Linked DNA regions of Mus musculus: region 1 is linked to region 2. A link is a loop called in an ENCODE intact Hi-C map of the cell type or tissue named here. Cell type or tissue: heart. All regions are shown on one strand. Each heading gives the region's core, and the rest is flanking DNA. Links, peaks and the distances in the headings are about the cores only.

Region 1 (4,251 bases), core at 654-3,153, 49 kb after region 2:
ATCCCTTGCCAACTCTCTGTCCCTCCAGTTCCTGGAGATCCAACACCCTCTTTTGACCTCTGCCTGAACCAAAAATTCACATCATACACATATATACATTTGGGCAAAACTCTCACACCCTAATAATAAAACTAAATCTGTAGGCTAAATAAAACAAACTTGGCTTTTCAGTGCTACCTGGGGCCCATTTCTTTTACACCACCCTAGAGAACTAGTACCAAGTGCCTCTTCAGAAAACAATTTCGCAAGATTTACTACGAGTTTTTTGATCCAAGCATTTCACTTTAGGAATTTTAATGACATCCAGGTGATAAGTCACTAACCTATGTGTTTATGAGTACCTAGAGACGGCTCCTTGGAGGGTGGCCGGAAGCCAGATGGTGGACAAGGAGCCAATCTAGAGCAAAGAGCTTCCAGCACAAAAGGCAAGGATGATGGTGAAGCAATTGGCAAGAGATCAATTGTGAAGAGATCAGCAAGACCGCAGGAGAGTTGAAAGACAGCCACATACAGTTCACAGCTTCTCTGACCTATGTCTCGGGATCCTCTACTAAATCAAGTAGACCCTTCAAATTGTCCAGGCCCACCCTCAGTGCTGAGGACTGAGCTAAGGCCTTTGTACTATAGTTGGCCTTCTTGTTTAGGAGACAGCAACGTCACTGTACGTCTAAGACTGCCCTAGAACTCCCAGCCTCAAGCTGATCTCATGCCCCAGTTTCCCAAACACCGGGACTACAGGCACAGCCCGCCATACCCAGCTTAGCACTCAGAGGCTTGGCTCTAGGTTTGCTTTCAAGTCCCCAAACAATAAAAATTAGAAAAATAGTCGTATGAGAATGCAAAACCACTGAGCCCACTCTGTTCCAGAATGCATGAAACTAAACAAGACCAAAACAAAATGTTCCAGAACTCTAACAGTAAATATTGTGAGATTATAGGTGATTAAAACTCAAAGCAAATATAGATCCTTCCAAGTTTTCTAAGTCAACCTTAAAATAAAGAAAGATTAAGTGTTTTTGTTTTTTAAGGAAGTAGTATAATTATTCCATACGACAGAGCGTGCGACAGGCTGAGAACATGGTGTAGCTGGAAGAGTTCTTGTGGGGCGGGAACGAAGCCCACACTTTATCCTCGGTACCCTATAACCCCAGCCTGGTGGAGCGTCCTGCAATCCCAGCACGCAGGAGGAGCAGAAGTTTAAGGTGATCCCCGGCTGTATAGAAAGTTCTAGGCTGTTCTGGGCTACGTGAGACACGGTCTCTAAAGCAAAGCAGAGGCCTTGTGAGTTTCAGAAGTTCTTCACAGCACAAAAGTCAACCATCGCCAAAGTCAGTTACCTCAGTTACAGCCACAACAGAAGTGAAGTACAGTAGGTTAAAAACTTAACTTTCCAAAGGAGCGCAGCACAGTCTAGGATCAGATTTCAAGCCAGGTGTTATGTCATGCACACTAAGGACTTGCTAGAACAATAGTTTTATTACCCTTATTCATTTGGTATGAGAGAGAGAGCATACGTGAGAGAGAGAGAACATACATGTATGTGTACATGTTCAGTGGTGCACATGGAGGTCAGAGGACAGCTGGCAGGACTCAGTTCTTCCCCAGGGTTCCAGCTCAGAGCTTCAGATTTGGAGTCATGTGTCTTTTATGAACCAGCCTGTTGACCTCAAAATAATTTTGTTTTCTTCCATAATATTTACTTTCCATTGAGAAGGAAGTGTACCTTTTCTTAGCCTGACAATAAATAGTGTTTGGAATCACATAAGTTTAGAACAAAGTGACATACACTCTCCATTGGGGGACACACAAACAAGATTTGGCCAAACTTCTTGCTCGCTCTGGCATCTTAGTCTTGCAGGAGTCCTCCCCATTTCCGCTCACATATATTAAGAGTCACCAGGCAAAAGTCAGGGATTACAGTCAATGAGTCAACAATTCTGCTGTACCTGATGTAATCTCATGCCACAAGGCTGGGCATGAACAAAGAGACCAAGAACAGGAGCCAAGGGCCTTGTCAGAGGAGGTTGGCACAGGGTCACCAGAGTCAAGTTGGTGGCATGGTTGGCAGGCAAGCTGTGTCCTGTAAACCCTAGAGTGTAGACATCGCCGCCAAAGCAGCAGAGAAGTCACCTTGTCCAGCACCCAGAGATGCCATTTCAAAAACAAAACAAGACAGTTCCTACCATAAAAAGTGCACTTTTGAAACGCATTTACGACAGACAGCTCAGCGGGTAAGGGGTAAAGAGCTTGCTGTGGTAACTTGAAAAGGAAGTAGACCTGGGGATAAGCATCTATCACCCCAGTGCTGAGTCCGCATGGGTGGAGATGAGATTTTTCCAGTTTGTACGCTTTATGTGAGAACAGCAATCCTTATTTTTCCACCCGTCGGCGGCATACGCTGAGTGAATGTTGGAAGCCTTTCTTCACTCCCGCTTACATATAAAATGTTAGCTATTCTTCAGGATGGACATCCCTCCCCTTGGTCTGCTGCCTTACACAACAAAGCTGATGAAAGGACATGTGTGCAGTGCGGTGCTTTGACTATGCTTGCCCAAGGGAGGAGTGGCACTGTTAGGAGGTGTGGCCGTGTTGGAGGAAGTGTATCACTGTGGGGCTGGGCAATGAGACCCTTGCCCTTCTAACCACATGGGAGCCAGTCTTCTCCTAGCAGCCTTCAGATGAAGATGTAGAACTCTCAGCTCCTCCTGCACCATGCCTGCCTGGATGCTGCCATGCTCCCACCTTGATGATAATGGACTGAAATTCTGAATCTGTAATCGAGCTCCGATTAAATGTTGTCCTTTACAACTGCCTGGGACTCCAGCTCCACGGGATCTGGAGCGATCGCTGCTTCCAGAGGACCCAGGTTCAATTCCCAGCTCCAGAGGCTGACCCTCTTCTGACCTCCACAGGCACCAGAAATGCTCACGATACGAAGACATACATGCAGGCAAAACACCCATGCATATGTATTATTTTTTTTAATTTTAAATAATCCTTACTAGTTCACAAAGATAAAATTGCTAAATACTGGGATAAAACTTGAGAGAATAGTAATCCTCACTCTATCATATACGCTTCATGTGGACCAAAAGTTGCACGAATTTCAAAGACATAAAGATAAGGCAGAGCAGGGACTATGGAAATGAAATGGTGTAAGGTGCCAGTGCAGGACATAGCTTAGTGGTGCCCAGGATACACGCGTCCCCAGACACCGTCCCAAGCATCCTCACTGCAGAAAATCAAGTTGACAATTCAGAGGAGAAATACAACGAGCTGTACTTAAAAAAAAATACTCAGGCACATAAAGAGCGATGAAACACAATATACTCCAATTTTAGACAACAATATAAGGAGCCTCATGGCAGAAATTCAAAGTAACAAAGAATGGATCTATTACTCCGTAAATGGTACTGAGACATCTTGTTAGTGATTTGGAAAAGATCACTGACATATTTGGAAAGAATATGCCAAATCCTACTTATACTAAAAATTGTGGGTCCGATATTTAAGTAGTTGTAAGTAAACCGCTGGCAGAATTATCTCCCATTTCACAGTCCAAAGGAAAACCACACTTGTCTTGTGCCACCAGAACTACTCTCTTGCTAGGACAGGGGAGTGGATCCTCCTTGCTCTACTGGAAGCAGGCAGGCGCAGCACCAGGGTCTCCTGAAGAAACGCCACGAACTGATAGGGGGCAGCTCTTCTCAGCCCTTCTGTCCAAGCCATTCCAGGCCAAGTGGACACCATCCTGTGTGAAAAGGAGATCAGATGCAACCATGTCCAATTATTAGATCATTCAGTATTTCTCTAACAGCTAGAATTACAGGTGATTTCTTCTTGCCGTTTTTTCTACGGTTTCTGAATTTCCTAGGGTGAGCACGCATAAATGTTTAAGTTAAGGTAAGTTTAGTAAGATGACACTGATGGTGGCCAGCAGCCCCGGCTGTCACACTGTCCTGGGAGCCCTGGGAAGTTCTTTTGGGAAAGTGTGTGTGCCTGCTCACCTATCCTCAGCGTAGGCTTCACTTTCATGTCCCACAAATGGCAGTGTCCTCACCTGACCCTTTGCTACTCAGCCATGGAGGAAAGGGGAGGCTGAGCGCCCGGCGGCCTGCTGCCCTGTGCACTCAGAGCCTTATCCTGCCTTTGAGCCTCCTAGGATATCAACAGGATGCGGCCTGGATATTTTCCTCCCCTGACTTCCTAAAACACAAAATGCAGTCTTTTGTCTAGGCAGCACATTTGATG
Region 2 (4,251 bases), core at 516-3,015:
AGACTTTCTGCAGCCATGTAAAAAATACCATCCCCGTGACGCTCAACACAAGTAAAGCAAACCGAAAACCGGGCTAGGAGCCTGAGGGTGCACTCTCTCCCACCCTCAGGTTACCCCCACTCGTGGGGCCAGGGAACCGTGGGATGGGGGTGGGGGGACAAACCCCGAGCAAGAGTAGGGCTGAGGTGTGTCCAAACCCCTAAATCTTATCCTGAAATGAACAGGAGTAGGATCCCCACCCCCACCTGGGGCCTGCATGCCCCAGTGCACACAGTCCTGGGTCCCCGCTTTGCCTCACCTGAGGAGGCCACAAGGCCGGGGTTAAACTTCCTTTCCCTTTATAAGGTCATGTCCAGCAGCACCTGGAATGCCTCCTTATGCAAATGAGGCATCCCCAATACCCAGGTCCCAGCTAGAGATGGACACTCAACAGGACAGACAGCTCCTACTTAAACCCCAAAGGTTTAAATAGCCCTTGTGTTAGAATTTTGTCTAAGCTCCACCCCACAGTTACCTGGCAACAGCCAGGTGTACCTGACTCACTATAAAAGGGGCTGCTTGCCCCTCCTCTCTCTCTTGCTCTCTTGCTCCTGCTCTGTCTCTTGTTCCTGCTTCCCCTCTCCCCATTCCCCTCCCCCTCTCTCCACATGCCCATGGCCGGCCTCTACCTCTTCTTTTCCTCTCTTCCTCTCTCTTCCTCTCTCTCTCTCTTCCTCTCTCTCTTCCTCTCTCTCTCTCTCTCTCTCTCTCTCTCTCCCTTTCTCTGTCTCTACTACCCTCCCAACCCCTCTCTCCCCATGCCCTAGATAAACTCTATTCTATACTATACCATCATGTGGCTGGTCCCTCAGGGGGAAGGGATGCCTCAGCATGGGCCTGCAGAGGCACCCCCTTCCCCCACACCTGACTACACCTCCACCAAACACATTCCTTCTCTCCTTATCTTTATATAAAACAAAACAACTTGCTCCCCCAATCAACTGAACCAATTATCCAACCCTGTCTCCATGTGTGTTCTTGGCCAGTGCACTGCCGACCAAGGTCTTGCCTGCACCCACCCGCCTGACTACGCTTCCCTCCGTCTAGGCCACCCAGGTGCACAGTGGGCCTGACTACCCTGGGGGAGAAGAGAACATGGGGCAGCATGTGGTCTGCATCACAAGGTTACCTTTCTCCAAGCTACAAACAGCACCCAAGCAGTGGGCACTGCCCTCTCAAAGAGAGCACTCATGTCCGGAACAAGGATGGTGGCACCTTTGCAACCTCCAGAAGGTCGATCTCTGGAACCAAGCACTTCCATTACCTTTCTCCGAGGCCATAGAACAGAACTCTGTGCCTTTCAACATGCACAGGGCGTGCTCAGCAAGAGCGCACTCTCCTGCTTGGATAGCCACCTGCCTCACCCCATCAAAGACACCTGGGACAGCTTTCACCTCACTGCATCAGAGACCACCCTTCCACAGAGCTGCAACTTCCATAGATAGGATGTCCAGCCACTTGTGAGACCTCCAACACTCTTAAGCCCATTATAGGGTACCAGTGATGAAGAGGGCTTGCTGCTCTTCCAGAGGACCCGAGTTCAGATCCCAGCATCCCTGTCAGGAAATTCACACCCGCCTTGTGACTCCAGTTCTAATGGCTCAGACCTCCTCTCCCAGCCTCCTTAGACATCCTGATATATGTGGTATAAACACACGCATACGTAAATAAATATACAAATAACATTTTTCTCTTAAAGACGCCACCAGAAGGACAAGCCACACAGCCAGGCTTCCAGGATCCCCTCCAGCAGACCATTGACCAGCACAGGCACTGCCCACTGGGCAGCCGACTATCTGACTAACGGGTGACCCTGCAAGGACTCATGGCCTTCCAGCTTTGGTTTATCAGGGAATGAGCGCTGTAGCTCTCTCTAAGTCCATACCACCAGAACTCAACGTCAGACCAGCAATCTGCTCCGCAGCAAGAACCCAGGATGAATGGTACAGGAGGTCACGAGAGTTGAAGCTGGTCCATGGCCAGAGTAGATTCAGCTCTCAGTGCCCAGCCAACGATCGGTCAGCAGGAGGGTGAGAGACTCCAGGGCCCCACAGCAAGCCCGGGCACATGACACCATGTCTTGTTTACCTGGGAAGGGAAAGTTGACAATACTCTCCCAGGAAGGCATTTATCAGATCTGGCATGGTTCAGTTAACAATTACTTATTGGGCACTGGTTATTCTGGGCTCTGATCCAAATGTATTTCCTCATGAGCATCAAAGAGGACAAGGTGAATTTACACACCGAACACCAGCACTCAGAGGTGCTGTCAGCTTCCTGTGAGACTGGACTTCAAACATTTGTTAAGATGTATGTAGTGTGTGTGTGTGTGTGTGTGTGTGTGTGTGTACCTGCAATCTGTGTGTACTGCGTATAGGCTGGAGCCCATGCAGGTCAGAGGATGGCGGAGACTCTCCGTGAACTGGACCTCAGGAAGGGCTGTGAGCCACCCTGTAGGCGCTGGGGACTGAACTCCAGATGTCTGCAACAGCAGTAAGCGATCTTAACAGCTGCGAGATAGCACTGCGCTTTAATTAGAAGAAACGGCAATGTCTTCAGCTTCAGTCACCAAAGCATCACCCATTCCAAAGATGTGATAATGAGCATCACCACGCTTCCTCCCTGAACCCAAGACATTTTCAAAGCTCATTCTGCCTGCTGGTCCCCACTCACTCCAACAATGATCGACCGTCAGGACTCCACGCCTCCTCCTGGTAAACCCACTCAGAGACAGCAGTCAGGATATGACTAACATTTACCTCAATTAACGTAAAAATTCCCAAAATCAGGTAAGACTTCCAGTAACACTTTATGATTGCCTTTGTTAAGGAGGGCTTCCTCGAGTCCTTCTTGGCTCGCAGAAGTTCTTTATCCCAGTACCTGCAGTGAGACAAACGCGGAGTCAGGAACAGTAGGACTGCCGTTGAGTAAAACGGAAGGGCAGAAGGACAGGTAAGTGTTTATGACAGGGCTACCCCGCAGATGCTATACAAACACTGGCTCGTCCCGAGGGACCCAGAAAGATGTGTGAGGCAGACTCTGTTGCACCAGAAAGAGAGACCTCAAGGGGAGACATCTCCGGGGACAGGTCACTGCCGAGCTCTGCTGGATTACAACAGCCCTGGCAGCCAGAGAGGGCAGGTTACTGCTCTGGTGAGACCAGCCCCAGGGACAGATCTCAGCCATCAAGACCTATAGAGCCCCAACCCAGGTTTTCTTTCCCCAAGTCACTAAGTCAGACCAAGACAGGACAACCTGAAGGGAGGCGTGCAACGTGGGGACATTAAAGCTCCAGACAGAGCAAGGGACGTGGGAAGAGGTCAGACCTCCTCCAAGCCACCCTGCGAGCAAGGGGCCACCCTGCGCATGCACACTCAGGCTTCACCTCCTCCCGCCGCCCCCTGCTTACCGTTGAAGCTCCTCTCCGAGGTGCTTTGAGCGATCTTCTGGAAGCACTGAGAACATGTCATCTTCTTCCAGTCTCCGCTTATGACCAGTTTTAAACAGCGGGTTGAGCCACCTGTCAAAGTTAAAGGGATTGATAACACACTCAGACCCCCACGTTTGCATCTAAGTAGACTCTCGCCTCAGCGCGTTTTGTCACCCTCCGTATTTTAAATGGACAAAGAGACAGAGAAAGGTTAAGTCTGTGCTCGTTCATACAACCGGCTCCTCCCTCCCCCACTCTCGTTCTGCACACTGGGAGGCAGTCAATGAGAGCACCCTGACATCAAGACACCATATCTTGATTTCTTAATACCAGCCTCTGTCACCCCCTCTCTACTTCTACCAGCTCAGTCAGAACCTGTGACCTATCACTACATATCTCTAGGTGTCAACTATCTACCCCTAGTATATAGACACACATGTATACATATATATATATATATATATATATATATATATATATATATATATATATATATATATATATGTATACATGTGTGTGTGTGTGTGAGAGAGAGAGAGAGAGAGAGAGAGAGAGAGAGAGAGAGAGAGAGATTTACCACTGACCAGGTACAGAAACCTGCTTGGTCCTTTTATTAACAATTTTTCTAAACTCGGGGCCTTTGCAATAGAGCTGGCTGGTGACAGTACCCTGAAAAGCACTCTCTAGTGAGAAGCCTAAATGTGCTGTGGAACCCTCCAGCTTTAATGTCTACATAGATGTGGCTGCTTTCTGGATATATGACTGCTAACCAGTGAGTGGTC

What was found. Peaks named below come from ENCODE experiments on the same cell type or tissue, not always from the same donor. Only the 100,000 strongest peaks of a DNase experiment are listed, where the experiment ranks them.
Region 1: it touches region 2 in a loop (2.3-fold over the local background); 4 of 42 quality-filtered maps call a loop at or near these places.

The regions. Positions count from the first base shown.
Region 1 is chr14:118,714,564-118,718,814 of GRCm38, forward strand. Gm27198 (predicted gene 27198) reads right to left here. Exons shown (of 6, transcript NR_166836.1): 6 at 2,965-3,751. Among named protein-coding and RNA genes, the nearest start is that of Abcc4, 10 kb to the left of the region's middle. In heart, for the core only: no CTCF peak of the experiment used is centred there; a DNase peak (open chromatin) is centred at 2,058; H3K27me3 peaks cover 59 bases.
Region 2 is chr14:118,665,549-118,669,799 of GRCm38, forward strand. It overlaps Abcc4 (ATP-binding cassette, sub-family C (CFTR/MRP), member 4), which reads right to left. Exons shown (of 31, transcript NM_001033336.3): 2 at 3,449-3,559; 3 at 2,799-2,919. Among named protein-coding and RNA genes, the nearest start is that of Gm52104, 25 kb to the left of the region's middle. In heart, for the core only: no CTCF peak of the experiment used is centred there; a DNase peak (open chromatin) is centred at 2,023; H3K27me3 peaks cover 86 bases.